2 separate regions of the Homo sapiens genome follow, and region 1 is linked to region 2. A link is a loop called in an ENCODE intact Hi-C map of the cell type or tissue named here. Cell type or tissue: ovary. All regions are shown on one strand. Links, peaks and the distances in the headings refer to the core of each region. The heading gives the core; the rest is flanking DNA.

Region 1 (15,432 bases), core at 5,761-13,760, 130 kb after region 2:
GGAAGCTGTGGGCTGGCGTGTGTGCCATGCCTGTGCGTGGGTGGCACCCATAGGTGTGTGATCCTGTGTACCTGGGTGGTGCCTGTGAGCAGGACATGGATCTTGTCACAGAAGATGGGGACTGAGGCCCCTGGGGCATTACATGGAGCGCTGAGATTCCCTCTGGCAGGGCCCTCATTCTGTCCCTACTGTTGTCCCTTCCAGCAGGAGCCCCCTTACCAGCCCTTTCTCGCTCTTCCACTCTCTTTCCTTCTGTACCCCATCTTGTGCCCAGACCCCTGGTGGACGCCTGGCCAGCTTCAGCAAAGATGGAAAACGGAGGCCTGCATCTATCTCTAGTCATAAACCTACCCACTTCCTGCACTCCATGGTATCGAAAAATCTTTCTTGGCACTCAGAGTGGGCCAGGCTCCCCTGCCCTCTGGGAACTCACAGTCTAACCAACAAGGCCAGGTATAAACAGAAACCAGGGAGCAGGGCAGGAGGGGAGGCGGGGGCGGGGGAGTGCCAGTGAGCCTCGGACCCTCGTGGGCAGAATGCAGGGTCCCGGTGCTGGGCCCTGTGATGGAGTGTCCTGTGGAGTCTGAGGGCTGGAGCACTCCCATCTTTAGCTTCCCTGGAACTATCCCAGGATATCTCAGCCTTCTCTCCCATCACCACCCAACCAACGCTGCCCTGGATGGCCTGGAGTCCATGCGTCAGATCCTAGGGAGGTGCCTTCCCTGTCTGGGCTGTGTGTGTCCCTGGGAGAGTCCAGTGGACAGCCAGCTGCTGGGGCCCAGGGATCAGGTGCCTGTGAGGCCAGCACCCAGCCACAGCCCCATGGGAAGCAGTCCTGGGGTTCTTTCCCCTGGGTCCCCATCTTGTGGCCCTTCAGCTTCTTTTGGGATAGCACAGCCTGTCCCCTCGTTGCCTCCCCCAACTCCGTGAAGGCCACAGTCATATTTCACCCCAGCCCTGGCTTGGGGCTCAGGCAACACCTCATTTCTGCCCAGCTCAGGCCAGGCCCGTCCTTCCCATAGGACCCTCCCCAAGTCAGTGTGAGCACAGCAGGGACTCCTGGGGGGGCTCTGGGGCAAGGTGGGCAGGGGCAGAGAAACAATGAGTGGCATTCCCAGCACCTTGCCCTCTGCAGTGCCCTTTAGGGGTGCCCCTGGGAGCAGTGTGTGTCTCCTCAGACATAAAGCCTTTGTGGCCTTGGTGGGTCTGGGGCTTGGGGCCAGGTATTGGGGACATCTGCTTCTGTGGAGCCCCCTGAGGGAAGAGGGAAATCAGGAAAGAGGGAGAGGCCAAGCTTCCCATACCTGGGGACTTGGGGCCATAACTGAAGCTTCTGCACAAAGCTCCGGGTGCCACAGCAGCTCTTCTGCAAGGGAGTTCGGCTGAGGCACCAGGAGCTGGGACTTAGGTTGGAGGGGAAGGAAGCAGGACTCGAAGGGCATGTCCTTGAAATTGTGGGGTTAAAAGGCTGTGGGACCACATTCGTTCATTCATTCCACAACTTCCTGTAGAATTGAGGGCTTCCTGCCTGCTAGGCACTGTGAGAGGTGCTAGGATCCCTCTGGAGGGCTTACAGACACCTTGGAATTCAAGCTGAGTTCATTATTTCTCAGCAAACCATCTCCCCTCTCATGCTCCCATCTCAGGGAAGGCATCAGCTCCCAATCGTGTGTTCCAGCAGGGAGGGGAGTCCTCCCTCAATCCTCACACCCAATGGACTACCCTTCCTGCAGTCCCAGCTCTGTGGCAAGTCCTAAGTGGCCCCCTTCCTCTCCACCCCACTGCGACTGTCTTCCTCAGACCCCATTACACCTCCTGTCTTCGACCCTGCGGCCGTCTCCTCACCCACGCCCTCGCTTCACTCTTGTTCTCATTGATCCTTACTGGTTGCTGGTAGGGAAGCTTTCTTAGCTGGAGATTTGATTGTCCACTCCTCTGCCTAAAACCCCTCAGTGACTTCCCGCTGCTCACGGGACAAAACCTAAACTCCTTCTCAGGGCAGTTGAAGTCCTTGATGAACTCAAGTCTCCTGCTTCTGAGTCTGGCCTTATCTTCCCCCCAACTCCCTGCCCCTTGTACTTTATACTCGGCTTGGGGCATGGCTTGTAATTCCTTGAAGGGTCACACCCTGGTACCAGGCTGGCTGCTGTTCTCTGTCTGGCATGCCCTGTGGACACGCTATGGCTTTATGTCTCCAGTAGCCCTCCTTCAGAAGCCTTCCCACTGCCCAGGGCTGGTGGGGCTCTGGCCCGTGGCTTCCAGACACGTTGTACATGTGTCCCTCTGTTACTGCATGTATCACATTGAGGGGGATACCCCCATGACTGGGGTCCCTGTGGGGAAAAGAAAGAGAGATCAGACTGTTACTGTGTCTATGCAGAAAAGGAAGACAAAAGAAACTCCATTTTGATCTGTACAAAGAAAAATTGTTCTGCTTTGAGATGCTGTTAATCTGTAACTTTAGCCCCCAACCCTGTGCTCACAGAAACATGTGCTATATTGAATCAAGGTTTAAGGGATCTAGGGCTGTGCAGGATGTGCCTTGTTAACAATATGTTTGCAGACAGTATGCTTGGTAAAAGTCATCGCCATTCTCCATTCTCTGTTAACCAGGGACACGATGCTCTGTGGAAAGCCGCAGGGACCTCTGCCCAAGAGAGCGTGGGTATAGTCCAAGGCTTCCCCCCACTGAGACAGCCTGAGATATGGCCTCATGGGAAGGGAAAGACCTGACCATCCCTCAGCCCGACGCCCGTAAAGGGTCTGTGCTGAGGAGGATTAGTAAAAGAGGAAGGCCTCTTTGCAGTTGAGATGAGGAAGGCCTCTGTTTCCCGCATGTCCCTGGGAACAGAATGTCTCGGTGTAAAGCCGACTGTTCGTTCTATTCTGAGATAGGAGAAAACCGCCCTGTGGCTGGAGGCGAGATATGCTGGCAGCAATACTGCTCTGTTACTCTTTGCTACGCTGAGATATTTGGGCAAAGAGAAACATAAATCTAGCCTACGTGCACATCCGGGCACAGTACCCTCCCTTGAACTTATTTATGAACAGATTCTTTTACTCACATGTTTTCCTGCTGACCTTCTCCCCATCATCATCCTGTTCACCCTGTTCTCCTGCCACACTCCCTTTGCCGAGATAATGAAAATAGTAATCAATACATACTGAGGAAACTCAGAGACCAGCACCGGTGCAGGTCTTCGCATACTGAGTGTGCTGGTCCCCTGGGCCCACTGTTCTTTCTCTATACTTTGTCTCTGTGTCTTCTTTTCTCAGTCTCTCGTCCTACCTGACGAGAAATACCCACAGGTGTGGAGGGGCAGGCCCCCTTCAGGTCCCTGAGGACCCAGATTGTTTTCTGCCACTGTCTAGAGGAGAGAAGGGCTTGTAAACAAAAGCACTGTAGTATGCAGGCATAAAGAACCTTACTCGGCTTGGGGGTGTCAGGGAGGACTTCTCAGATGAGGAAATGCAAGGGCTGGCCCTTCAATGACACACAGGAGTTCAGCCAAGAGGTGAAGTGGGCAGGGAATTGCAGGCAGAGGGATTGCAGTCCTACTGGATGAAGCGGCCTGGGGAGAAGATGGGTATGGCGTGAACTGTGTGTGTGCACGCGTGTGTGTGCATGTGTATGTGTATGTGGCGGGGAGGTGGTGGCAGATGACAGCATATGTGTGCCGTCATCACCTGGTGGTGAGTAGAGCCATTGAATGGTTTTGCATGGAGATGCAACAAGAAGGCTACTGGGTCTTCTGTCTTGTGGAAGACGCTGCCGCTTGCTGGTTCTCAGCATATAAAGAGACCCAGGTGCACAGGCTTTAGGCTAAGGGGCCAAGGAGCCCCTCCCACCACCCTGGCCTGGGCCAAGAAGCAGGGTGGGTTCCTTGGAAGCTCCAGAGCAGGCCCTGGTCAGAGCTGGGAAACTCTGGAGGGCTCTGAGGAAAAGAGCTCTGTGTTCATGGATGACCATGCAGGGGGTAGGGCAGGGCCCTGGCATTCAGAGGTGAATGGGTGCCGCCTCACCTTTAGAACCAGACCCCAGAGCAGGGTCCAGCCAGCACCTCTTGCTGGTGGACTGCATGGATGAGGCAGCCTCAATGTCAATCAGGGGCTGATTGACAACTCTTCTTCCCAGGCCGCTTCATCCAGTAGGACTGCAATCCCTCTGCCTGCAATTCCCTGCCCACTTCACCCCTTGGCTGAACTCCTGTGTGTCCTTTAAGGGCCAGCCCTTGCATTCCCTGAGTCATGGTGGTCCTGTCCAGGGGCTGACACCTGGCCCTGGGGCTGCTGGGGAATCACAGAGACAGCTCCCATCCCTGCCCCTGCTTTCCCCAGCCCTGGCACAGGGGTAAGTGGCTTCTACGAGCCAGGTGGAGACATAAACAAGAGAGATGATGTCCCTCCCTCGCAACTAACCTGCCAAGGTAGAAGAAACAAATGTATCTGAAGATAATCAAGGTCCTGACAAGTGACAAGAGAGAAATAGAGTGAAGTGGATGATGGCATGGGGGTGGGAGGGTGTTTGGAAGCACGACGTCGGAGAAGGCTTCTCTGAGGAGGGGAGCTTCAAGCTAAGCCAGGGATGGGAAGGAGCCTGGGAGAGGGGGCCAGCAATGTGAAGGGCTTGCAGCTGAGAAGGAACGAGCTGGCGGAGAGGTGACCGAAATGGGGTGGACAGGGGCCAGAGCACACAGGGCTCCGTAGACCATGGCCAGGAGCCTGGTTTTTATTCCAAGGGCAGTTGGAAGACACGGAGGGGTTTTAAATGGAGGAGTGGCATGATTGGATTTATGTTCTAGTCACAACTCTGGCTGGGGTGGGGAGAATGGGCTGTGGGGGGAGTGGGGGCGGACTCAGGGAGACCACAAGCAGCTGCTGCAGAGAGGGTGGTGAGGCCTGGACATGGCAGGGCAGTGAGGATGGAGACTTAGGCTGCAGGTGGAACGGATGGGACATGCTATGGATTAGAATGGGGGTTGAGAGGGGAAAAAGGACCTATTAGGACTCAGGTTTTTGGCTTGGACAACTGGGAGGGTTATGGTGACATCTGGTGAGATGGGGAAACCGAAGAGAAGAGGGATTGGGAGGCAGGGGGATATGAAGAGTTACTGTTCCATTCTGGATGGCCTCAGTTTGAGAGGTGTTTTGGGCCTCTGGGTGGAAGTAGCAGGAAGGCAGGGGCAGGTGTGAGTCAGAAGCTCAGCAGAGCAGGATGACCACATGCAGGCATTCAGAAGCATGTGGAGAAAGATGATTCAATGATGCGGGGAACGTTTGCAGTGTAGAAGACAGTAGATACTTGGCAGCTGTAAATACACGAATAACATTCAGAGACCTAAGACTCACGAGACCACATGCGGGAAAGTGTATAGATAAAGAGAAGGGGGCTCACGACTCAACCCAGGCGCTCCAACATTAAGAGATTGGGAAGGATGAGGGGAGACTAAGGGGCTGCCAGTGAGCAGCAAGGAGAGCTGGGAAGAGAGTGTTTCAGGAAGGAGGGGTGGACACCTGGGCCAGGTGCTGCTGGGAGGTGGAGGAAAGGCTACCATCTGTGGGTTTGCAGTGGGGGCTGGAGCCAGCTGGGGACGGCTGAAGAGTGTGAGGGTGAGGAGGTGGGCTGTGAGTGAGTCGCCGAGTGTAGACAGTGGGCATGGGAGGCTTTGCTGGGGATGGGATGGTGGGCCAGGGATGACATACCAGAAACTTGTTCAGATGTGTTCAGGGTGGAAGACTTGGCATAATGGCTAGTGGGAACACACTACTGCAGAGACAGATGAGACAACAGAGATCCTGGGCGCATGGCAGGAGGGCGGTTTCTGTGGGAGGGCAGGGGAGAAGGTGGGCTTGTCTCTGGAGCCTCTGGTCACACCTGGGCTAGACTCTGCCATGCTGCCCACCCCTCCACCTGCCTGCCCTCCTCGATAAAGGCAGACGAAGGGCGAGTGCGTGATTTGAAGGCAGGGGGGTGATTTGTAGCCCCACAATTACAAGAGGCCCAGTGGCTTAAGTTTTCAGGAAAGAAGGCCAGGCCTAACGTGCTTCCAGAAGCTGCTCTGTCCGGGGATGGACTGGGGTTGGGATCTCAGACCCGCCCCCATTTTCCTAGCTCTCCTCGGTGCCTCCATTTGTTTAAACCCCAAATCTGAAGCCAGTGCTCAGGGCTATGAATTCTCCTGCCTTTTCCTCATTGCCCTGGCAGCTGATGTCGGTCCAGATGTTTCTCAGTTCCCGATTCTGGGCCTTGGTTCTGCACCTTCCCAGCCCTGGATCCCCTGGGTGACTCCTACACATGCCCCCTCCTTCTTTCCCTCTCTTCTGCATCCCATCCCATCCAGGTAGGCAGTCCCAGGAGCCTGGATTACCCTGGCCCCACTGCCCTGACAGCCCTGGAGGAAGGGACCTCAGGGACATCTGGAAAGCCCTTCTCCAGAGGCCAGCCTTGGACTGGGCTTAAGAACAGGCTTCTCAGGAGAGCTGGGCTGGAGAGGAGGAGAGGAATCCAGGGCCAGGCTGGGAGGTGGCTGCTGAGGAAAGAGCAGCCTCCGGGAAAGGCAAGCCCTAGGGGATCTCAGGGGAGGGGCTTGGTTGGGTCCAGCTCAGTCTATGCGGCAGGTGGGGAGAGACAGGGAGAGGCGGTCCCATCACCATGCAGGACCATGCCCTGGGCCCCCTTCCAGGAGCTGGCGGCACTGAGGCTTCTTCCTGGGCCAGGCCTGGCCAGCAGCCACGGGTATGGAGGGGAGAGGGCCTGACCAATGCTGCCCGCTCCCTCAGACACTTCTGCTCCTGCCCCCACTTTAAACCACTGCCCAAGACCAACACAGTGCGGCCATTCAGATCCATGTGGTGAAGGGATATTCAGTGATGTGGAAAAGCTCCCCATTAGCCTTAGATGAAAAAGACAAGTTACAAAATGTAGATCTTAGTTTTGTGAAATAAGCAAACACACAAACAAATAGGTAAATAGAAGTCATATAACTTGAAACAGAAAAGTCTAAACGAAACCTGTAATCATAGACATCTAAACAGGAAACATGGCAATTATGTAAATACCCAAACATAGAAACGTTCATGATGTAGTATATGGTGAAAAAAGCTTCTTACAAGTTGGTAATATTCAATTTTGTTAAGAAAAGTTGTAATGAAAATCTAAACAAAAAATGTCTTGAAGAAGAGACACGAGAAGAAAGAATGTTAGTTATCTTTAGATGTGTGTCTGTGTTGGGATGAGGGGACTTCTTTGTGGTTTTACTTTCTTTGTGCTTTTCTATGTTTTCCAACTCCTCCCCAAAGAACATGTTATGTTATTTTTGTAATCAGTGCATCTCCATTCCCATGTCACCCCACACAAAATAAATGGTAATTTTTAAAGTAAGAAAACAAGACAAAAATGTCCCAGAAAGGGACTCCTTCTGCAGCCCTGGGACTCTGTCTTGCTCCCGAGGGGTTGTCAAAGGGTAAGAACAGTGGCCCTGGGACTGGGAAGGCCAGTAGGAGGGCTCAGCTCCCCTCTGTCTGATGTGTGGCCCCTTTGTGGTCCCAGAGGCTCTAGGCTATGTCCCTGAGGAATTCCTAGGTCTCAGGCCAGAGCCAGGCCTCATCCCAGTTGGCATTGAGTGGTCCTAGCCTTCCTGAGCTTCGGGGAGGTGTGTGTCTGCGTGTGCATGCGTGTGGGTGTGTGTGTGTGCATTTATGTGTGTAGGTGTGTGCACAGAGCCAGCATGGAGGAGTCTGGGAGCCCCTCCTTGGTTTCTTGGTACCACACCCCACACATATTCCCAGGTCAGCACAAAGCAAGACTTCCCCTCCAGGATTCAGCTGCCGAGGAACCCTGCTAGGGACCAGAAGCTCATCACCTCCCCAGCAATGCGGGCCATGGAGGGGGCTCTCCATCGCACAGAGGAAGTGGTTCAGCGTCAGGAACACTGGGTGTGAATCCTATCTCTGGCTCTTAGCCATGTGGCCTTGGAACCTGAGTTCTCTGAACTTCGAGTTCATCCTTTGTCAAAAGGGATGATGATGACTGCATGGTTTATATAAGACAACTTGGTCACATGTCTGGAGCAGGGGAGGGGCTCCATAAACAGCCTCCTGAAAGTCGACCTCCCTGTAAAGACTTCCTCTGCTGCTAGCCATCCCTGTGCCACCCAGAATAGATCTGATCCCTCTGAGGCACCTCTTCCCCAGGCAGGCTTTCCCCAGCTCTTCTGCCACCCTGGATAGCAGGCTGCCCAGGCTCACTGCATCTTCATCTCTCTAGAGTAGTTTCTCAAATGCCTGGCTCCATGGGACTGCCTGGGAAGCCTGGTTAAGAATGTAAAGTTCTAGACTCTATCCATGGAGAGTCTGATTTAGGAGTTCCAGGAAGGAGCCCCAGAATCTAAATATTTATAATCTCCCAGTGGTTCTAATGGGAGCCCGTGCTCTACCCGCTTCCAGTTGGCAATGTCCTGTCTTAAGTGTCACCCAGAAGTGACCAGTGCCAGGCTGCCACCCGACCAGCTTGAACCTGAGAAGTCATCCCTCCAGCTGCCCCTGCTCTCCCCACCCAGCCTCCTGGGTGCCCCGGGGGTGTGCTGTGCCACAGCCAGGCAGTGCCACTCCAGAGACTCTTGCTCTACAGTGCTCTCCCTGAAAGTGGGCAGCAGCTGGAGCCAGGAGCCCTGGCCTCCCCAACTCTGCCCCTCAGTGGATTCTGTGCCAGGAATATTTGTCCATATAGACACCTATGCAGACAGACCAAAGGGCTCCCAGAAGGAGCTGGTGAGCTTGGCCTGTGGCTCTGCAGACCTTCCCATCAGGCTGAAGGGGTCCCGCCCTGCGAAGAACATAGGCCACCAAAGATCTTGCCCTGAGAGGCCTACCCAGAATTCCAGAACTGTCCCCAGTGGATGTAGGCAGCTGTGGAACAGTGGGTAGGGGACCGCCCCTCCACCAGTGATCTGAGATCCAGAGGCCCTCAGAGAAAATGCCGGGACTCTCCAGCCCCAGGGCAGCTGGGAGACCATGGGGAGGACGGTGACCTCTGTGATTCAAGGCAGGCATCCACTGTGTCTGGCCCTTCAGTCCTCTCAGAATGTGGCCCTCTGGACTGGACGGGGCCGAGAGAGACCCACCATCCCTCAATTCCCGACTCCCTGAGGCCATCCCTCAGACAGGGTGCTCACAGCCAGCCAAGGCAGGCCCTGTCTCAACTGGCCAGCTCTGACCATTAGAACATTCTTCCTTAGGCCAAGCTCAGACCTGCATTCCTGGAGCGTCCCTGCAATGTGCCCCTCTCTGACGGCAAGCCCTTCAGATATTTAGAGATGGTATCACGCCCTCCTGGAGCTGCCCAGAGACCATCAGAGCCAGAGCCCCTGGGTTCAAATTAAACTCTTGGAACCTCAGTTTCCTCATCTATGAAATGGAGACAACCATGGCCTCTATTTATGGAACGCACGCCCTGGCCAGGCATTGCATTAAGCATGCCACGTGCCTAGCACATAGACATTTATTAAGGCTTCCAGATCCTTGGCCAGACGAGTGGCACTGGTTCCTGGCTGTCTGCGGAGAGGTGCCGGCTCCCTCTGCTGGAAATAGTGAGTCGCAGTCAGGACGGGAGAGGACAACGTAGAACTGCACTCTGGGTGGGAGGGACCTCAGAGATGACCTGGCCCAACATGGTGTTTTACAGATGAGGAAACTGAGGCCAAGGGTGGCCGCCTCACTGGATGACCTCTTTGAAGTTTGCCTGTGTGGGTCCCAGATTGGGGCACTCTCTCCTGCCCCCCAACCATGTGCTGCAGAGAGGAGCTGGGCAGTTTGGTTCTAATGGGCTCCCTGACTTCTGAACCTCACTTTCCATTCCAGCCCACCTCATCCCTCTGGGACTACTGGGTGGAGTGTTGGGAAGGACACCGCCAGGATGCAGGCACAGGGCAGGGGCAGGGGCTCCAGCTGTGCACTTCCTTCCCCCAGCAAGCTGCAGTTCCAGGGAAGGTCCTGAGGGCAAGGCAGGAGGTCAGGAGGGTGGGGCGTCAGGAGGGCTGGGCTGTGGCATCCACCCACCCACACCATGCCTGGGAAGGACAGAGCCCACAGAGCTGGGGTCTCCCAGCCGGTGCCACTCGGGGAAGCGAAAGGGAGCTGCACAGACATCTAGGTCCAGGCTGCATTTGCTCATCCAGCTGGTAATATGACTGATGGGTAGAGAGGTCCAAAGGGACTTCCAGTGGGGACACTGGCAGACTTGGAAGATTCTGGAAACTTGTAGCTTCTCCGTGCTTGCTGTTCATGGTACTAGCTCTCTGCTAGGAGCTATGTGATGTGCTTTATGGTTATTATTTTTCTTTTCTTTTTTGAGATGGCGTCTTGCTCTGTCACCCAGGCTGGAGTGCAGTGACGTGATCACGGCTCAAGTGATCCTTCCACCTCAGCTTCCTGAGTAGTTAGGACTAGAAGGGTGTACCACCACACCCAGCTAATTTTAAACTTTTTTGTAGAGACAGGATCTTGCTATGTTGCCTAGGCTAGTCTTGAACTCCTGGCCTCAAACGATCCTCCTGCCTTGGCCTCCCAAACTGCTGGCATGACAGGCATGAGTCACTGTTCCCGGCCTCTTTTCAATAATACTACAACGTAGGTATTATTAGGTCCATTTCATGAATGGGGAAACTGAGGCTTGGAGATTTAAAGAAATGGTCAGGTATCTAGAAGAGCTGTCATGAGCCCATGTCCTCTGACGTGAATGCCTTTTCACTAACTGCATTGCCTCTCATCTGTTCTTGTCTCTGTACCCTCAGTGAATAGCCATGGAGCTCCTAAAAAGAATGGGACCTTTCACTTGACCTCCCTTCTCTCCCTTGCCTACTGCCCCTGAGCGAGTGCTTCAGCTACAGTCTGGGAGCCGAAGATGCCTGTGTTTGATGCCTCCAGCACCCTGTCTCTGCATCTTGAATCCAGCCACGTGACCATCTCTTGCCCACCTTTGGCCAATGTCCCTGAGACATTTCAAGTGCATCATGCTGCAGACTGGTGTTGCTGTCTCCACAATACCGCGCTTCCCCTGTGTCCCCATCTCAGTCTTTGGTCCCACTATCCACTTCCCACATGCAGCCATTGAGTCCTCTATTTTTCTTCCTTAAATCTCCAGAATCTGCTGACAGTTTTACTTCTCTGTTATTATTGCTTTAATTCAGACCCCCCCCCCCACAATCCTTTACCCCTTATTCCCCCACACCCTCCCGAGCCTTTCCTGCCATCTCCTTTCCAGGGGATACTCCCTTCTGAGCTCTCTCCAGCTCTGCCCAACAGAGTTTTCTAAAATTCCAATCTGCACATGTCACTCCCTGGCTTATAAATCCTTCAGTTGCTCCCATGCTTTAAAAGAAAATCATACACCTTGACTTTGCACATGGCATTTGAGCTCTGCCTCTGCTGGTTACCAGGTCTCACCCTTCTGCTGCAAACCCAGACACAAAGACAACCCAAAGCTCCCTGAAGGCACCTGCAGCACTTTGCCTCTCCACACCTTGCTGCTGCGTCGGCCTCCCTGCTTTCTTTGCTTGGCCAAAGCCTCATCTTCCCTGCCATCTCACCTCAAACATCTCTGCCTCTAGAAGGCTCCCTGGACTCCCCTCACCCCTCAGCTGGTTTGGCGGTTGTGATCTGAGATAGCACACCTCTTCTTATATCTCTGTCCAAAACCTTAATGTAAGACATTGGTGAATACCTTAATTTTCTCTTCCACTAAGTGATGTTACTTTGAGCAGGTTTTATGTCTTTTTTGTGGGATACCCACAGTCAGGCCAGTGCCTGGCACCTAATAGGTGATTGCTGAGTCAGTGAACAAGTAAACAAATGAATGAAGAAGGTAGAAAGGAAACAGAAGTTAGGAGGGCAGAAGTGGCTGGGAATGGAGACAGTGGCCTGGAAACCTCCTGGAGGAGGGGTCAGCATCCCTTGGTCACAAATTTCTCTCCTACCTGGCTGCACATTAGGGGGACTCTCCGCTCTTTCCTGCCTCTCCCTGGCAGACTAGTGACTCCTGGACACCAGTAGTGGGAAGGCAAGGGGCCTGGAGGCTGGTCAGAGACCCACACAGAGACCATCCTTTTCCCTTCCCAAGGGACGCTGCCAGCCTCTGCAAGAAGACTACCCAAAGGCTGGTGGATGGCATGGAAACATGAGTGCTGGAATGCGATCGCCTTTCCCGCCCAGCACTGATTATGCACCATCTGTGTTCTGGGGCCTGTGCTGAAACTCTGAGCTTGTGCACATTCCAATGTGATGCCATCCTTTGGCTTAGTTTCAGATGAGACTAGGGTGGGCACAAGCCACAGGTGGCAAGATTGAGCTCTAGGCAATGAGTGCCAGGGGACAAAGGTGAGGATGCCGGGGCTGCACAGTCAGCAAGGAGGTGGACTGAGTCTTGAAGCAGAGTGGAAAGGCAAGGGCATTGCTGGCAAGAGGGATGGCCTTTGTAGAGGCTGGAGGTCAGGACACACAGGGACAAAGAACAGCTGGATTACCTGGGCCTGAGGCTTTGGGATGGAGTGGTAGGAAATAAATTTGGAAAGAGTCATTGGAACCAGGTCCTGGAGGAATTTGCTAGGCCAAAGAGTTTGAACTTGAACCAGAAAGATGAACTGTGAGGCTGGGGTGGATCCCATGGGGCCAGCCAGGTAGCCCTTGGCTGCTTCTTCCCTGCCTTTCCAGTTAAGGAGCCATTCCCTGCAATGGCCAGCAGGGGGCAGAACAAGCTCACGTTCCCTTAGCCCAGGCCTTCCTGTCAGGGCTCAGTGTCCAGGGAGAGACCTGGGGTGGGTGTCCCTTGGAGAGTGGGGAGGAGCACCAGGCACAGAGGAAACAGGCCAGCTGTGCATAGATGGGGGACCCGGGGAGGCTGGCTAGTCTGTGGCCATTGAAGCTGCGTGGTCTGGTGACCCGACCTGGACAGCCCTGGGGTGAGCATCCACCCTTCCTGGGCCTAGGCTCCCTGGCACTAGCACAGCTTTCCAACTGTGCCCCCTTGTCTTTGCTTTCCCCAGCTTCTCCTTCCCAGTAGAAGAACCCTCGTTCCCATGAGGTGTCTGAATTGGGCCTCCCGGCTCCCCAGCTCCTTTAGAATCAAACCAAATCTAGGAATGTGGCTAAAGAGAGTCTCTTTCCTCTGCTCAGTCCCTTCCCTGGAGAGGATGAGGGAAGGTTTTCGGGCTGATGACAAGGTATGCATGTGGGTGTTTGACTAGCATTATTCAGCAGCTTCTGTGCTAAGGACAGGGACATGAAGACAGAAGTGCATTAGGCCAAGGCACCATTACACTCAGGGTCCCCAGCCCGCAGAGTAAACAACTCCGTGACTCAGCTGGCAATGGCTGGAAGGTGCTATGAACACAGTGCCGTGGACGCCCCGAAGAGGAGAGAACACCCCTGCACAGTGAGGACTGCAGAAGCTTTGACGAAGCTGCTACTGGATCTAGGCCTTGAAACATGGGTAGGATTTTACCAGATGGGGAAGAAGAAGGGGCATCTCCATTCAGGAACCAGCATGAGCAAAGGCACAGGAGTGGGGCTGTGTTTAGACAATATCAATGAACGGATACAGTTCTATATGCTTTTCCATGACCACTTGTTATATGACAAACATTGTGCTATGATATTTATATTATTTCCAATTTTCAAATCAACCCTTAAGGTGCTATGATCCCCTCTTTACAGATAAAGCATCTGAGGGTCAGAGAAATGGCATGAGAGCCCCGGTAAGGAGCATAGGAGCTGAAATGCTAGTCCCGGTCCCTGTGACTCCACTCTGCCTCCGTAAGATGGAAGTTAAGGAGTGTGCATGGCAGGGGTGGATGGGAAGGGCTGATGGTGCCACAAAGACCAGCAAAGTCCTTCTCTCCCAGGGGACGCTACCCTTGGCCCCAGCATCTCTGGCCAGACTGTAAGATCTTCTGGTCAGAAACCTTTTCTCAAACAGCTATTTGCCTTTTCACTTTTCCTTTTCCTTTTAGGAAGCAGTTCTTGTGCAAATTTCATTCTTGCGGGTCATAGATTTTGTCTGGGCCTGGGTCGCAGACAGAGAAGGAGGGGCCCTGAAATAGGGTGAAAGGAGGAGGGCCTGGGCCAGATCCCCAGGGGGCATCAACCTGCCCTTGCAAGCCTTGTGCTGGTATTTAAAGGTTGGCTTCCGGCCAGGTGCAATGGCTTACACCTATAATCCCAGCATTTTGGGAGGCTGAGGCAGGAGGATTGTTTGAGGTCAAGAGTTTGAGACCAGCCTGGGCAACAAAGTGAGACCCTGTATCTACAAAAAGAAAAAAAATTAGCCGGACATGGTGGCGCATGCTTGTAGTCCCAGCTACTCAGGAGGGTGAGGTGGGAGGATTGCTTGAGCCCAGGAGTTTGAGGCTGCAGTGAGCTGTGATCATGCCACTGCACTCCAGCCTGGGGGACAGCAAAAGACCCTGTCTCTAAAACAAATACATAAATAAAAACAAAGTTTGGCTTCTTTTCCCAGTCTCCATTTGTCTCCTCTGTCTGGGTGGGATGGAGTAGCTGAGAGGGCAGACCTCCTGCCACGAACGGACCTCTTCCAGATGGAAGAGAGGCCTGCTCCTCCAGGGCTCCCCTCCTCTGAACCACCTCCCTTCCTGGTCTCAGTAAAGCCATTCCCACATCTTCCAGTGGTCCCTGCGTTAGTCTGTTCAGGCTGCTATAGCGAAATAGCATAGACTGGGAAGTATACAAACAACAGAAATTTGTTTCTCACAGTTCTGGAGGCTGGGAGGTCCAAAATGAAGGTACCTGTAGATCTGGAGTCTGGTGGGGGCTTACTGTCTAATTCATAGAAGGCACCTTCTCACTGTGTCCTCACATGGTAGAAGGGCAACACAGCTCTCTGGCATCTCTTTTATAAGGGCACTAATCCATTTTATCAGAGCACTTACTCACCTCACAAAGGTCCCATCCCTAATACCATCGCCTTGGGGTTAAGGTTTTTTTTTTTTTTTTTTGAGACGGAGTCTTGCTGTGTCTCCCAGGCTGGAGTGCAGTGGTGTGATCTCAGCTCACTGCAAGCTCCGCCTCACGGGTTCCCGCCATTCTCCTGCCTCAGCCTCCCGAGTAGCTGGGACTACAGGTGCCCGCCACCACACCCGGCTAATAGAGACGGGGTTTCACCGTGTTAGCCAGGATGGGGGGTTAAGGTTTTAACATATGAATTTTGGGGAGACACAAACATTCAGACCATAGCCTTCTGCCCTGGCCCACCAAAATTTATGTCCTTCTCACATGAAAAGTATATTGATTTCATTTCAATAGTCCCAAATGTCTTACTCATTCTAGCATCAACTTTAAAGTTTAAATCCAAAGTCTCATGTAACTATCAAATAAAACAGATATAAGTGAGACTCAAGGTATTTGTCTCCAGCTATGAACCTG
Region 2 (15,432 bases), core at 4,734-12,733:
ACCAATGTGCCAGACATCCGCGTGGGCTACCGCTACGAGACCCTGTGCCAGGAGCTGGCGCTCATCACGCAGGCAGTCCAGAGTGAGATGCTGGAGACCATTCCAGAGGAGGCGGGTATCACCATGAGCCCAGGGCCTCAATGAGCCTGGTCCATGAAGTGCCCACCACATCGCAGCACTTTTACCACGTTTTGTCCTCAGACCCCGCCCATGCTGTGTGGTCTCTGCATGTCTCCATTCTTCTCTGTCTCTGTCTTGCATGTCTCCTACCATGTCACTGTCCCTGGGCCACCCAGTGAAAGCAAAGCCTGGGAATCTGCTCATTGTTGTTTGGGCTCAGGTATTGAGCCTGATGGCCCAGGTATTGAGGGCCTCCCCTGCTGGTGGCCCTGTCCTGGGATCCTCAGAAGCCTGACTGTCCTATGGGCTTCTCCAGTGTCCACAGGGGCTTGGGATGGTTGTGGGGGGCTGGCCCCTCTAGCCTTTCCGGTCCTTCCTGGGCAAATCTAAGCCTTGGCCAGGGCCGAAGTTTAGGCCCCTGTCTTGTTCATGTAGCCGAGGGGCAGGCGGGGGACCTCTACACCTCTGCTGTGGGCACGGGGCTGCTGAGGGTCTGTGGAACTCCAGCAGCTCTGCACTGGGTAGAGCTGGGCCTAGAGCTCAGTCACAGGCCTGGGCTTCCTGGCCTGAGTGGGTAGACGCAGGCGGCAGAGGTGCTGGACCACATCTCCGCCAAGTCACTGCCCAGCAGCCTTCTCCGTCCTGTCCCCAGCCCACGTGCTCCTTGGGTGTCAGCTTCCTGTGCCTCTGTGGGAGAGGGCAGCTGCCTTGTGTTATGTCTGGGGCCACAGTTGCTGCAAAGTCCTGGATCTGCCACTCAACCCCGGGAGTGGTGTTCCCAGTGTGGCTCCCAGAGCTTTGACCAGATTGTGATCCCAGCTGGCCCCTATGTTGTGTTCTGGACTGAGGCCTTTGCTGTGAACTGCAGTGTTTCATACGAACCATCTTTCCTAGTGCATGAGAAATAAAGATTATTTAAGTAATGAGGCAGGTGGGGTTTCTGTTGGGAGAGGGAACGCCGTGGTGGGAGGTGGCTGTGGATGGAGGCACCGTGCATTCTGAGGGGAGGGACTAGGCTTGGGTGATGTGTATGTTGTGCATGTGGAAACTGACAAAAGAAGCTGTGGGAGAGAGGAGATGCCCATCCAACCCTCATCCAGCCTGTTCCCTGTGAGGGGAACACCTAGCCCCGGGTCTGTGACACATCCCTGTCACACCAGCTTGGGGGCTGGTGTCTGTTTCCCACCTTGTACTTCCTCCCCTCTTCCAGCCTCTGAGGGGATGGCCTGGTAGATGGGAAATATGCACCTACAGACAAACCTGAGACCAGGGTCTTCTGGGGGGGTCTTGTTTAGATGGCCCTCTCCAGGCCATACTCTCAGAGATTCTGATTCAATAGGCAGAAGGTGTGGCACAGACATCTGCAAACTCTCGGGCAGATTCTATTGCAAGAGGTTGGAACAAGCCTGTGCATTCCGATTCCAGCCCCCCGCCCCCGCCCCAATCCCATCTCAGCCTCTGTCCCATGTTTAATACACAATTTCTGGAGCACCTCCCTGGCACAGAGGTTGCTGAAGTCTGTTCCCCAGGTAAAGAAGGAAAGTGGAATGTGCCCTGGGCTGTGCAGGGTCCTGGGTGGGCAGAGAGAAGCCTGTCGCTGCCCCTGCTGCTGGCTGGGGAGGCCTGTCCTCCCCTGGCTGGCTGCCTCAGAAGCAATTAGCCCTGGAACAGCATGAGCCTGTTTAATTGAGGGCCTGCCCAGAGCCAGAGCAGCTGGAGCAGGAGGGGGAGGCTGGGAGGCTGCTGGCTTCCTCCTCCTTTCTTGTCAGCTGCTCTCCCCCACCCCAGCCTCTTTCAGCAAGCAGGTCTGCACCTGGCCCTGGGTCTCCCAGTGGGTGCCCCGGGAAGAAGCTCTCCTCATCCCTCTCCACTTCCCATTGGCCAAGCCCTCTCCTGGTCAAGACCCAAGGCCCTTCAGTTCAGAAGACACCCCTTGCCAATTCATCCTGGCCACTTACATGTCACAGAATTGAACGTTGGAGCCCGATGAGGGTGGGAGGTGGTGAGTCCAGGGCTCCTTCACCCATGCTGGGCCTCGGCTGCCCAAGGATCCCCCTTAGAAGGGTGAGGGGAACTCACTTTTCAAGTAGGTGAATAATTTAATAACACAAGTGAGCTGTGTCTTGTCTTTGTTTTAACAAGGAAGCAGGATTAAAAGATTTTTCTAGAAGGTCTTTTGGAGGCAAGAACTGCCTGTCCTGTCTGCCAGCACTTAGGACTCCATATTTACTTGTTGAATTTGTCATTTAATAGAATCCTTCAGTTCACTTTCTTGTCTCCTGTTTTTCTTAGTGTGTGTTGAGGCTTAGCTCTAAGAATATTACTAATTTAAAGTTCCTTAGCAGCCTCTTCACGGTTTATTTTTGAAACGAGGTCTTGCTCTATTGTCCAGGCTGCAGTGACCTCCTGGGCTCAAGTGATCCTCCCACCCCAGCCTCATGAGTAGCTGGGACTACAGGCACGTGCCACCTGTAGACGGGGTTTCACCATGCTGTGCAGGCTGATCCTGAACTCCTGGGTTCAAAGTGCTGGGATTACAGGCGTGAGCCACCGCACCCAACCCACAATTTATTTTTTAAACAACTTGCCTCTGGTTTCTTAGTTTCTCAGAAATTTCTCTTTCAAATATTTATCAAGAGAAAATAATCTTAAAAGGCCTTAATACTTCTTCCTATTTGAAAAGAAAATCATTTTCATTAAAAAAAATTTGGAAAATATAGAAAAATAGGAAGAAATAAAAGCCCACTCATAATCTACCAGTTTCACCAAATATTTGCTGCATGCCTGAGATATATGTAGATATTTTAATGCATATCTGTGCATATTTCTGTATTCTTTTCAGTTCTTTTTAAAATGCTATTTTTAAGTTGAGATCACAAGAATGATTTAGGCTTTTTAAAATTTTTTATTATTATTATTATTTTTGAGATGGAGTCTCACTCTGTCGCCCAGGCTGGAGTGCAGTGGTGCAATCTTGGCTCACTGTAACTTTTGCCTCCTGGGTTCAAGTGATTCTTCTGCCTCAGCTTCCCAAGTAGCTGGAATTACAGTTGCGTGACACCACACCTGGCTAATTTTTTGTATTTTTAGTAGAGATGGGGTTTCACCATGTTGGTCAGGCTGGTCTCGAACTCCTGACCTCAGGTGATCCACGTCAGCCTCCCAAAGTGCTGGGATTACAGGTGTGAGCCACCGTGCCTGACCCCGGCCTATTTTAAAAAGTATTTTAACATACGTCTTTCCACATGTCATCAAAATACTCTGCAAATATGAATGTGAACTACTGTGCACCACCCCCGGTGAGCCTCCCATGGTTTATGATTACAGCTCTCCTCTGTTAAGAATGACTGTGTCCTAATGTGACCAACAGTGTGCACTCTGGGTTTGACTTCTGTTTCCACCACTTTCAGGCTGTGTGACCTTAGGCAAGTTACTTCCCCTCGCTGTGCCTCCAGGTCCTCACCCATTTCATGGGGATAATAATAGCACTTTTCTCACGGGTTGATTTTGAATTCATTCAGCCACTGGATATAAAGCACCAAGCAAGAACTCAGTAAATCTTAGCTATTATTATCTTTGCCTAAATCTCTCCAGATTATTCCCTTAGTCTAGATGCCCTGAGTGAAATCACCAGGTCCAAGGTAGAATTTTTTTTACTGTTCTTGATAGAAATGAATCAAAGTATGTGAGCAGAAATAAAAAGTCATTTCCTTGCCCTCGACCTTGCCTGCACCTTCCATGCCAGCCCGCCACCTCCTCTCCTCTTTTGGAGCCCCACCCCCTGCCCTTCCTCTCGACCTGCTGTGTGTGCCTGCGTGTGTGAAGGTGCCCGCATCTTCTTCCTGGTCAGGGGCCAGATCTCACATGGAATGGGGGGGTGAGGGGGAAGGAGGGTGGGTGGCAGAGGGAGTAAATAAAATAGGCAACCCAACCTGTCTCCTTCCAAGGTTTGGGACCTGTCCTGAGTGAAGTCGACCCTGGGGGACTGTCCCTCATCTGTCCCTAAAGCTCTCAGACTGGGAAGTATGAGGGCTGTGTGCCAGGCCACATCTCACATGCCCTGCACGGGGTCCCCTCTCCGTGTCCACTCCTGGGGGAGTGGAGGGGAGCAAGTGGGGAGCTATCTGGGCCCCCAGGCTGCGGTAGAGGATGGGTAAGGGTGTTTGGTTAGGGTGACAATAATCCTGATTTCTAAACCCTACATCAGAACATTTACCCTATCAAAGTATTGCCTCACTTATGAATGTATTCATATGAAATTCCAATAAAGGCTTAAGCCTTAACTCAGGTTTAATCCAATGTTTGAGAAATCACTATATTTTCAAAATGAGAGTGAAACTGCCCAAATTAGGATGCCCTGGGCAACCTGGGGTGGGTGGTTTCCGCAGCTGGGCCTGAAGCAGGCAGCCTGCAAGTCTAGAAATGGGGGCGATCTAAGTGCCTTGCTTTTGTGCGCATACCTGTCTTCTCCCGGCAGACCCTCAATGTCACCCCCACCCCCTGGCAACATGGGAGAGCTGAAAGAAAACCTCTGAGGGCTGCAAAATATGGAAAAAAAAAAAAGTTGAAATTGACAAATGTTTAATGAAATGCCTTCAGAAAGTAGCATGTCAACTTCAATATTTGTTAAGTCACATGCCATTATATTTGAAAACAATTTGTAAGTTGGATTTTTGACAAGAGTTCCAGAATATGCAATATGATTAAAGAGAAAGCATAGCCAATAGTAAATTAAATGAGTTACTCATAGTCAAGTAATTTCAAAAGCAAATTTATAAAAACCCCTTTAAAGCAAAGCAGTTATATTTAATGAGGGGGTGTGGGTGCATTTTAAATGCAAGTGAGTGTGGGGCCTCCAAGAATCAGATGCAGGGTCTATAAAGGACTTACTTAAAATGGCTCAGCCCCGCAGTCCCACTCTGGGCCAGGGGGGTTGGCTCAGATTTTGGTCTTGCCGTCACCTTCAACTCTCCTGCCTCCCTAAATAGTCTGGGCAGATTTGGAGCAGCTACTGCTGCCACTGGCATCTTCTCTGAATCTGTGCAACAGATATGCACAGCTGGAATTTCTGTCTCCCCTTTGCAGATGAGAGACTGACCTGGGTTTAAACCTGAGTGTTCTGTTTATTAGCTGGGCAAGTCAGCCCTCCTCCCTGACTTCCCAGGCCTGGAGGAGATATGCAAAGGGGAGTGGCTACCAATCCATTCCCACCAGGGTCCCAAGCTACTGCTGGGGTATGCTGGTGTGTCTACTACGCATTTGCCATGGTGGGGTAAAATACCTATGAGCACCTGGCATTGGGCTGAACTCTTTGTAAGTGTGAATGTACTTCCAGCTCCTAGAACTCTGCATGATATCTATCACCATATTCCCTCGCGTCAACAGGGAGAATGAGGTTCGGGAGGTTATGTAACTTATCCAGGATGACTCAGCTAATGAGTGCCAGAGCTGGGATTTGACCCCAGAACTGTCAGGCTGCAAAGTCTTTGTTCCTCCTACTCTATCATGGTCCCTGGGGTACGTGTCTGGTTGAGGGGGTCCCTCTAGGGGTGGGGTGCTCAGGGAAGGGACAGGGTCAGGCTCTGATGAGCAGAAGGATCAGTGCGGGTGAGTCTAGAGGCAGAAGGGTCATGGAGGAGGCTCCTGCCACATCCCGGGTGTGATTGACAAGGACCTGGCTGGTGGCAGTGTGGGTGGAGAGGAGCTTTTGTGGGGAGGCTGCTAAGACCAGTAGTTAAGACAGAGGTGGCAGAGGTGGCCACAGGATTGTGATTGGCTGGCACAGCCTGATATGAGATCGAGAATGTGAATGCTCTGAGGCGGCTATTAGCCTGACCCCTCCCGGTTACCTTATACCCATCCCAGTCCATACACTGCCAGAGAGGTACTGGGTTTGTGATCCCCGGGCTCTATCCCACGGCACAGCTGTCACTTATTAGCCATAAGATCCTGAAAATTTCTAGGAACTCTGAGCTTTAGTTCTCTGATCTATCAAATGAGGATATCGGGGTCCACGTGTATTGGTTTGCTATGGAGATTAAATGCTGTTTATAAGGCAGAGTTCAACGACAGGGGACTTGAACAACTATGGAGCTAGGTCAGAAACTCCACTGCGGGGACAGAGAAGGGTGGGCTAATTCCTTTTTGGAGAAAATAGCAATAATACCATGCTTGCTTTGTGCTTTATAATTTTCCACATTTGGTTTTTGCAACAGCCTTTTGAGTTGGTCAAGAGTGTGATTATTCCTCCCAGCAGCCTCAAATCCTTTTGGAACCAGGTGTGAGCTAAACAAAAGTTATAAAATGTTACAAGTCCATAATGGATAATGGTACTGAAAGTCAGAGAGTCCCATACTTTGCCTGGTCACAGGGATAGGAGGTGGAGAGTGGAGTGAGGACCTGGTGCTGGACTCCCAGCCCAGTGCTCTTATTTTGAGCTCCCTTTGGGACCTGCTGGAGATTTGAGTCAGAGCCTGGCCAGGGGGCTAATTGGGGGTGGGAGGATGGCTCCAGGTGACCGTGAAGCTGAGGTGGGGATGGCGAGGGTGGAACAGGGTGTGAGGCCTGGGCCTTGATGGGGTCACTAAGACTGGTTTTTTATTTATTTATTTATTTTTGAGATAGAGTTTTACTCTTGTTGCCCAGGCTGGAGGGCAATGGCGCGATCTCTGCTCACCGCAACCTCTGCCTCCCGGGTTCAAGCGATTCTCCTGCCTCAGCCTCCCAAGTAGCTGGGATTACAGGCATGCGCCACCACGCTCAGTTAATTTTGTATTTTTAGTAGACATGGGTTTCTCCCTGTTGGTCAGGCTGGTCTCGAACTCCCAACCTCAGGTGATCTGCCTGCCTCAGCCTCCCAAAGTGCTGAGATTACAGGCGTGAGCCACCGTGCCTGGCCAAGACTTTCAAAGGCAAGTGCCCATGTGTTTGTTTATTTATTTATTTATTTATTTATGTTTTTATTTTTTGAGACGGAGTCTCGCTCTTGTCGCCCAGGCTGGAGTGCGGTGGCATGATCTCGGCTCACTGCAACCTCTGCCTCCTGGGTTCAAGCGATTCTCCTGCTTCAGCCTCCCAAAGTAGCTGGGATTACAGGTGCCCACCACCACGCTTGGCTAATTTTTGTATTTTTAGTAGAGATGGGGTTTCACCATGTTGGCCAGGCTGGTCTCGAACTCCTGACCTCAGGTGATTCGCCCGCCTTGGCCTCCCAAAGTGCTGGGATTACAGGCATGAGCCACTGCGCCTGGCCTCATGTGTGTCTGTTTAACTCCGCTGAGCTCCCTCCTCTCACTTTTCCTACCACCTTGGGCCTGCGCACCCTCTGGGAGAGCCCCTGCTGGCTCTGAATCCCAGTGCACCTCCTGGGCAGCTGTGGAGGCTTGGCGCCCCACCCTCATCTCAGCCTCTTTCGCCCCTGCTCCTGCTCTTCTACTCCTGGCCCCATCAGCTAACTCCCATTTATCTCATTTCTTTCCCTGAATAACTGTTCTTTTTAAACCCTCACAGCAGCACTGTGTAGTATGTATTAGCGTTATCCGTATTTCACAGATGGTTATCCTAATGCACAAAGAAATTAAGTAATCAGCTCTGGTCACTCAGCGGTCATCAGGTAGAGCCAGGACTCAGCCCCAGGCCCATCTGACTCCAGATTCCAAGTGGAGCCATTATGGCGTATCTTCTCCAGTGGACTGGCAACCTCCAGAATCCTGCATGACCAGGCTGTCTCAGAGCATCTGAATCTCACATCAGCTGAGACACAGCGACATCCAGCCAGGATACGGCTGAGATAAGCGGCCTTCGGGTTTTGTCACAGGGTAGCAGGGGAACCTGGGACAATACCCAGCGGCCCACCAACTGCTCCCTTGTTGGGGAATATTCCTTGCCTCGTAGCGTGGGTGAGCCTGCTCCTAGCTGGTCCTCCTGCCTTCCTGATGGCTTCCTCGCTGCCTCCCTCTCTCTACCCACCTCTTCCTTCTCCCCAGCAGGCCAGGAGGCCAATACCTGCTGCAGGTGCCTCGCCTTTCCTTGCAGCTCTTTCCTCAGAGCCTGGAGTCAGGATGGAAGTTGGTTGGGAGAGAAGCAGGTGCTGGGGCAAGGTGGAAGGAGGAGGGGCGAGAGGAGGAGAGGCTTCTCCATGGTGTTCATCGAAAGCCCTGGGTGGACAGATGCAAGATGGACCAGCAGCTGGTGTTCAGGAGGCCACTGGTCAGGCCCTCACTCCGTTCCCTCATGCAAATGTGACTGCCCATAGAAACCAACTCCCTCTAACCCAGCACACAGGAGCTGATAAGCTACTTATCAGCTTACAATAAAGACTGAAAACAACAAGCACAGGATTTTTTTTAAAAAGTCAACCAGAAGTGGCTTGATGAGCAATATATTGGAACCAGGGTTTCGAAGAGTCTGGGTCAGCCCTGGGCCTCCTTCTCCTCTGCACCCATGTGCACTTGAGCAGAGCCCTTCTGCCCAGAAAGTGCCTTTGTGGGTTTAGAAAAAGATGTCCCTTCCTTGGGTAGACACAGCCTCCTGATGGGGAGCACAGCTTGGCCAGCAGAGCACAGGCTGGCTTGCAGTCTCTGATCACCCAGAGGCTCTCGCGCAGCATGTAACCCACCTGACATCTGTGTCAGCCTGGCTGGGGGTCTCTGGAGTGCCCACAGCCTGAGGGTGCACGTGTAGCTGCATTCTCACTGATGCCACTAGTTCTTGTGCCTACTCTTGGAGGATGTCACCTATCCAGGTCTGAACGTTCCAGGCAGCATCCTACATGAGTCTGTAAATCAACTGAAGCTCCAGCAGCCCCCACTCCACCCAGTTGTGTCCTGCAGCTGAATACTTCTCAGTGCCCACAGAGCTGCCAATCACCTCGGGTTGCCATGGGAGTGTGCATATTCATGCCTCAGTGTCCCCAGAGTGGCCGGCCAGAGCCCCACCCTGAAGAAGCCCAGTGCACGGCTCTCTCCTTTCCCTCTGTCACGTCCTCTCCCTGTGCACCAGATACCCTGCTGGGCTGCTTGAGCCCTGGGGTCACGCACAAACCCAGAGCTGAAACATCCTCATGCCACCTTTGTGTGAGTTAGGAAAAGGTGAGCCTCCTGGGCAGATATACCCCTGAAAGCTCAAAGAACGAAGGGCATATTTTGGTAGAGTGTCTCTCCCTCCAGGTGACTGCAGCTGTGCAGCCTGAGTTTTTGGGTGAGCAGAGTGTAGGCTGGGTTTCAGCTCCTGCTTGCCCTTTGGCTGGTAGTCCTTGTGCAGTACCCAACTGGTCCACAGGGTGGCGGTACCTCCTGAGAACAGCTTCTGCCTGAGGCTGGGTTCTGGGAATGGATGGGCTGGGGCACCCTCTCTAGGCACCCATGCCCACTAACTCTGCAGCGGGCACACTTGGGGCCCCACTCACCAGCCTGGTGGGCAGGCTAGCTCATGTATGACCCCTCCAGTGAGAGCTATGGCTTAGGCTCATGCCAGGATCCCTACTAGGAGAGCTGCACTGCCACTAGCTGAGGTGGACCCCGTTTCTGCAGGGCAAGGCTGGAGCCACATGCACACACTGGCTTTTTGCCTGTCCTGTCCTAAGCCCCCACACCACCCACATTATCTCGTGACCACATTTTTCCTCCAGATAATGTGGGCCATGTGTGGTTAGGCCATATCTTCTTTTACATCGGCAAAACCTAATGGGGTTTCCAGACTCCTGCTCTTCATGTGGAATGCCTCTGAATTTCTAGATGATGTCTGCAGGCGTGTTTTGTTTTTGTTTTTCAAGACCGGGTCTTGCTCTATAGCCCAGGCTGGCATGATCTTGGCTCACTGCAACCTCCACCTTCGGGCTTAAGCAATCCTCCCACCTCAGCCTCCCGGGTAGCTGGGATTATAGGCGCACACCACCACACCCAGCTAATTTTTGTACTTTTTATAGAGATGAGGTCTCACTATATTGCCCAGGCTGGTCTCAAACTCCTGGCTTCAAGCAATCCACACACCTTGGTCTCCCAAAGTGCTGGGATTACAGGCATGAGCCACCATGCCTGGCCTTTCTGGGGGTGTTTATTTCATCTCTGAGTGGATTTTCCAGTAACCTTCAGAGCTTTGAGGAAGGCCTAATTGTCAGCCTCATAGACTGGTCACACCCCAGGAGATAAAGCTCCTTGCTAAGAGCCCTGGCAGAAGATTACATGGGCTGTGGGTAGTCAGGACATGGAGGAAGCTCTAGGGTCTGGGGCACTTGGATAAGTCTCCAAGGAGGAGATTGGCTTTGACCAGATGGATGGGGAGAGCCTGCATGGAGGAGCAGGAAGGAGGAAGGCATTTGGGGACTGTGTTGGGGGCATCTTCCCATCCTGCTCTGGTGTGGGGTCAGTGCTCCAAAGGCCCACGGTAGAAGAGGATGGCACTGCCCTTCACTCTCAGACCAGTGCCTCCCTGAGATGGAAACCAGAGGATCTCCTTGCCTCCCTCAAAGAGAGAGAGAGAGGCTCTGCTGGCACAAGAAGCTTGTCCCATGGCACTTAGTCCAATAATTGTTCCCCGTGTGTGCTTAGCCCTGGGAACCTGCTGATCTTGGGTAAGGACACAGGGCCATAGCAGAGCCCAGGAAGGACACTTGGGGCTCCAAGGTTAGGTTCTTGGTATTAAGGTGAGAGACAAAATGATGGCCCTCTGACTGAGGAGATTTGGCTTAAAGAGGATGACCGAGCTCGCCACGTGGCACGGGATAGAAAAGAAGATTTGCTGGCCTCTTATGGAGTTAGGGTTGGGGTTGGCATGGGCTACTAGAGGGGAGGTGGTGGGGCCAATAGAGAGGGACAGGTCTGCAGAAAGCACTTTTCTATCCAAGCTGTAGGCCTTGGGTTTCTCAGTCTCACCCACCCTATCCACATAAGCCTCAGCGCAACTTTACACCCACTAGGATGACTACAATAAGACAAGAATGGAAAATCAGTGTTGCAAGGATGTGGGGAAATTGGAACCCTCATAATTGCACGTGGAAATGTACAGTTGTGCAGCCACTATGAAAAACAGTTTGATGGTTCCCCAAAATGTTAGAATACAATTACCACATGACCCAGCAATTCCCCTCCCAGGTATATTCCCCAAAGAAGTGAAAACTGGCACTTCAAAAATATATGTACACTCTCTGGGCATGGTGGCTCATGCCTGTAATCCCAGCACTTTGGGAGGCCGAGGCAGGTGGATCACCTGAGGTCAGGAGTTCGAGACCAGCCTGACCAACATGGTGAAACCCTGTCTCTACTAAAACAATACAAAATTAGCCGGATTACATGCCTGTAATCCCAGCTACTTAGGAGGCTGAGGCAGGAGAATCGCTTGAACCCCTGAGGCGGAGGTTGCAGTGAGCCGAGATTGTGCCACTGCACTCCAGCCTGGGTGACAGAGTGAGACTCTGTCTCAAAAAATAAATAAATAAAAATTATACACACACACACACACACACACACACACACTCATGTGTACAGCAGTAATGTTCACAATAGCCGAAAGGTGAAAATAGTCCAAATGTGCATCAACAAATAAATGGATAAACAACATGTGTTATATCCATATAATGAAATATCATTCAGCCATAAAAGGGATAAAGTACTGATTCTTCCATTCAGTGGATGAACCTGGAAAACATTATGCTGAGCAATACAAGCCAGACAAGACACAAAGATCACGTGCTGTATGACTGTATTTATGTGAAATACCCAGAATAAGTAAATCTGTAGAGACATATACAGATTGGTGGTTTCCAGAGGCTGGGGAAGTGGGGTGATGGGAAGCAACTGCTTAATGGGTATGGGTGTCTTTTGGGGGTGATAAAAATATTTTGAAACTGGATAGAGGTGGTGGCTGCCCAACATTGTGAATGTACTAATTGCCACGGAATTGTTCACTCTAAAATTGTTCATTTTATATTATGTGAATTTCACTTCAATGTAAAAAAAAGAAAAAAACCAACCTCAGTGTTCTTAATAGTAAAAAGAGGCTAATAACACTACTTATTTCATGGAGAGGTGGTAAGAAATAAAATAATAGGCGCAAAGTAGCCACCATTCAGCTATTGAATAAAGGGTGGCCAATGTTCTCCGAATGCTACTTTCTGGGGTTGCACCAAGGGTGCTCCAAAACTCTTTCTTGGTCCCTGGGGAATGTGGCTTAAGTTCCTGCTCAAAGAACCGAAAAGCCCAAAGAGCTGTAGCTGCGAGGTGGCGCCTAACGGGCTGTCCCTCTACTGTGGTCAGAGCCGTGCCCCTTGCAGGTGGGTAGCGCTGAGAGCAGAGCAGCGCCCGCGGGACTGGCCTGAGGATCCCGCAGGCAGGAGGGACCCCGCGGGCCTTTCCCTACCTGGGAGGTGCACGGTTGGCCACCAGGGCGCGCTGCTGGACTCTCCCCAGAAATCGGGCGGAGGTTTAGGCCTCAGAGTCACTTAAACTTGTAACCCTACCGGTAGCCGTGGAGTCTAGTAAATGTGGGGTCGGCTGGGGTTCGCCAGTCATCCCATGCTGCTGAGGGGCAGGCATGGGGCCCGTTGGCCACAGGAGACCTCCAGGCTTCTCTCCCACTCTTCTGCCTGCACCCCCTCTCGGGTAGAGGCTGCACCTCCTGCTTGGGTTCAGCCACCTTCAAATACTGCATCAATGGCTCGTGCCTCTGCCTGCGGGGCTGGGCCAGCGCGGGAGAGGCAGGCGGAGGGTTCAGGGAGCTGGGGATCTGCGGTATGTCCTGACCCCACACACTTTGTGTGTGCCATAAAGCCACAGCCTTTCCTTCCCACCCAGCCCCGTCTGAATGAGAAAGCATCACCTCTGCTTTCTGTTTGATCCGGCAGTTCTCAGCCAGGCTGGAGGCGGCCTGGAATCCCAGATCGTCTACTGACACCCCTAGTTTCCCTCGCCGCTCCTCTGGAGGACGTCCTTAACCCCTGATGCTGCACCACAGGCAGAGCTGCCAGAACCCCACCACCACCAAGATTGCTACCTGGAGATTCCTGCTTGTCCCCCCAACCCCAGGTCAAACCCCTGCATGCATCCATGGCCCAGCTCCCGTGTTCTGGGGCCATCTTTATAACCTGCTGTGCATTCCTGCCAGATTGAACTCATTGCCTCCCCCACTTGACCTCATTCTCTCTTTGTGCACTTGCTTTCTTTTCTTTGCTTTTTCTTTGTCTTTTTTTTTTTTTTTGAGACGGAGTCTCGCTCTGTCGCCCAGGCTGGAGTGCAGTGGCGCCACCTCGGATCACTGCAAGCTCCGCCTCCCGGGTTCACGCCATTCTCCTGCCTCAGCCTCCCGAGTAGCTGGGACTACAGGCGCCCGCCACCACGCCCAGCTAATTTTTTGTATTTTTAGAGACGGGGTTTCACCGTGTTAGCCAGGATGGTCTCGATCTCCTGACCTCGTGATCCACCCGCCTCGGCCTCCCAAAGTGCTGGAATTACAGGCGTGAGCCACTGCGCCTGGCCTCTTTGTGCACTTTCTTTGTATTTAGGGAAACAGCAACAGTAAACCCCAAATGACAAAGGTCATTACAGGGACCTTTTTTGCAGCCAATGATGTTTGTGTTCCCCGGTGCACTGCTCTGAAGCTTTCCCACGCATTCGGGCTCAGGTCTCTCTCCGGCATGTCTGCTGCCTTGTTTACTCCCCGCTTAGCGTGTGTTTATAGGATCACATTACACGAAATATTCCAGCCTTGTGAAGTAGCATTTCTTGCTGATAATGAAAACAAAAGACACAAAGAATTCTAAGAAATGCCTACAGTGCTTGGCACGTGAGGGCCTCTTGGCCTAGGGCCAAGTTTGTCTACTATCAGCCCCCACGGTGTCTGGAAAGTCTTGGATTGTTGTTGGCTCTTTGGATCCTGTGGTTTCACCCTGCAGCGTTTTGTAGGCAGTGTGGTGTCCTGGGTAGACCCAGGTCTTGGGGTTGACTGGACTGGTCAGATACAACTTGGTGACTTGCTAGCTGTGTGTCCTTGGGCAAGTTACTTAATTTTCCTGAGCCTCAGTTTTCTCATCCATAAAATGAGGGAAGAAAGAAATAATTCAAAGAGATGTTTTGAGAATTTGGTGAGGAGGTATATATAGTAGACAAGTCATAGACACTCAGTAAGTATTGGCTGGGATTATTAGCAAAAGCAAATAAGCCCCTTCTTTAAAGGGAACATAGCTTTTTTCTAAACCCCACTGTCATACTTAAATTGGTGATCAAGAAGTTATGTTTCTCAAGACACCCAGGAGCAGAGGCCAGGGAGAAGGATGTTCCAGGGCACAGGGGAGACCTGGACTGCCACGTGCACTTAGGGATGACCTGCACCTTCAGACGAACAGCAGGAAAAAAGACTCTTTTCCACTTCTCCTGGTTTGAGGTGGAGTTGGGCCCCCTGTCTGAGTAGGGTGAGGTGGCTGGCAGAGAGCTGGATGCCCCTTCCAATAGCTGGCCAAAGGTAGCAGAGGCAGGATTGTTCTCAAAGGAATTAGGTAAAAGCCCCGCAGCCAAGTGTGAGATCAAATCTCAGAAAATATCAGTACTGGGCTGGGCATGGTGGCACCGTGGCCAGTCTTAGCTGGACAGTTTTAAACTTTCTTTTCTCGGGGCTTTTTTTTTTTTTTTTTTTTTGAGAAAACAAGAAGATTGGTTACTCTAATTAAATATAATAATGAGAGTAGATGGTTAATTGTACTGGATACACTAATGCAGAGAGATACAGGTATGTGTACAGAATAAGGTATGATTTTCTGTTTATTTAGAAAAGTTACTACAGTTTATTCAAAATACATTTAATATACACATATTTTATTCAATTATATTTTAAGGCTATAGTTAAAAGCTTTAAAGTAATTTTTGCTATTGAGTTGTGGGAGTTCTATATGTATTTTGGATGTTAGCTAACCTCTTCTCAGATATGTGGTTTGCAAATATTTTCTCCAATTCCATAGACTGCCTTTTCACTGTTGTTTCTTTTGCTGTGCAGAAGGTTTTTAGTTTGATGTGGTTCCATTCGTCTATTTTTGCTTTTGTTGCCTGTGCTTTTGATATATAAAAGAAATCATCGCTTAGACCAATGTCATGAAGACTTTCTCCTATGTTTTCTTCTAGGAGTCTTATAGGTTTAGGTGTTATATTTAAATCTTTAATCCATTGTGAGCTCATTTTTGAGTGTGGTGTAAGACAGGGGTCCAATTTTATTCTTTTGTATGTCCATATTCAGTTTTCCCAAAACCATTTGTTAAAGAGGCCATCGTTTGTCCATTGTGTATTCTTGGCACCCTGTTGAAGATCAGTTGATTATATACACTTAGGTTAT

Evidence for each region. Hi-C counts contacts between places; a loop is a spot of excess contacts. Peaks named below come from ENCODE experiments on the same cell type or tissue, not always from the same donor. Only the 100,000 strongest peaks of a DNase experiment are listed, where the experiment ranks them.
Region 1: a loop joins it to region 2, with 5 times the contacts of the local background. A loop is called at or near these places in 107 of 110 quality-filtered maps.

Annotation. Positions count from the first base shown.
Region 1 is chr1:109,764,282-109,779,713 of GRCh38, forward strand. LOC124904258 (a long non-coding RNA gene) reads left to right here. Exons shown (of 2, transcript XR_007066303.1): 2 at 10,791-11,147. Among named protein-coding and RNA genes, the nearest start is that of EPS8L3, 8.1 kb to the left of the region's middle. RefSeq lists enhancers at 5,298-6,253, 7,826-8,120, 12,626-12,920. In ovary, for the core only: CTCF peaks have their summits at 9,574 (motif pointing left) and 12,743 (motif pointing right); DNase peaks (open chromatin) are centred at 9,570 and 12,760; H3K27ac peaks cover 383 bases.
Region 2 is chr1:109,631,009-109,646,440 of GRCh38, forward strand. It overlaps AMPD2 (adenosine monophosphate deaminase 2), which reads left to right. Exons shown (of 19, transcript NM_001368809.2): 19 at 1-1,043. The coding sequence ends at 144. Among named protein-coding and RNA genes, the nearest start is that of GSTM4, 17 kb to the right of the region's middle. RefSeq lists enhancers at 12,379-12,673, 13,048-13,921. In ovary, for the core only: CTCF peaks have their summits at 9,389 (motif pointing right) and 12,508 (motif pointing right); DNase peaks (open chromatin) are centred at 9,413 and 12,503; H3K27ac peaks cover 1,276 bases.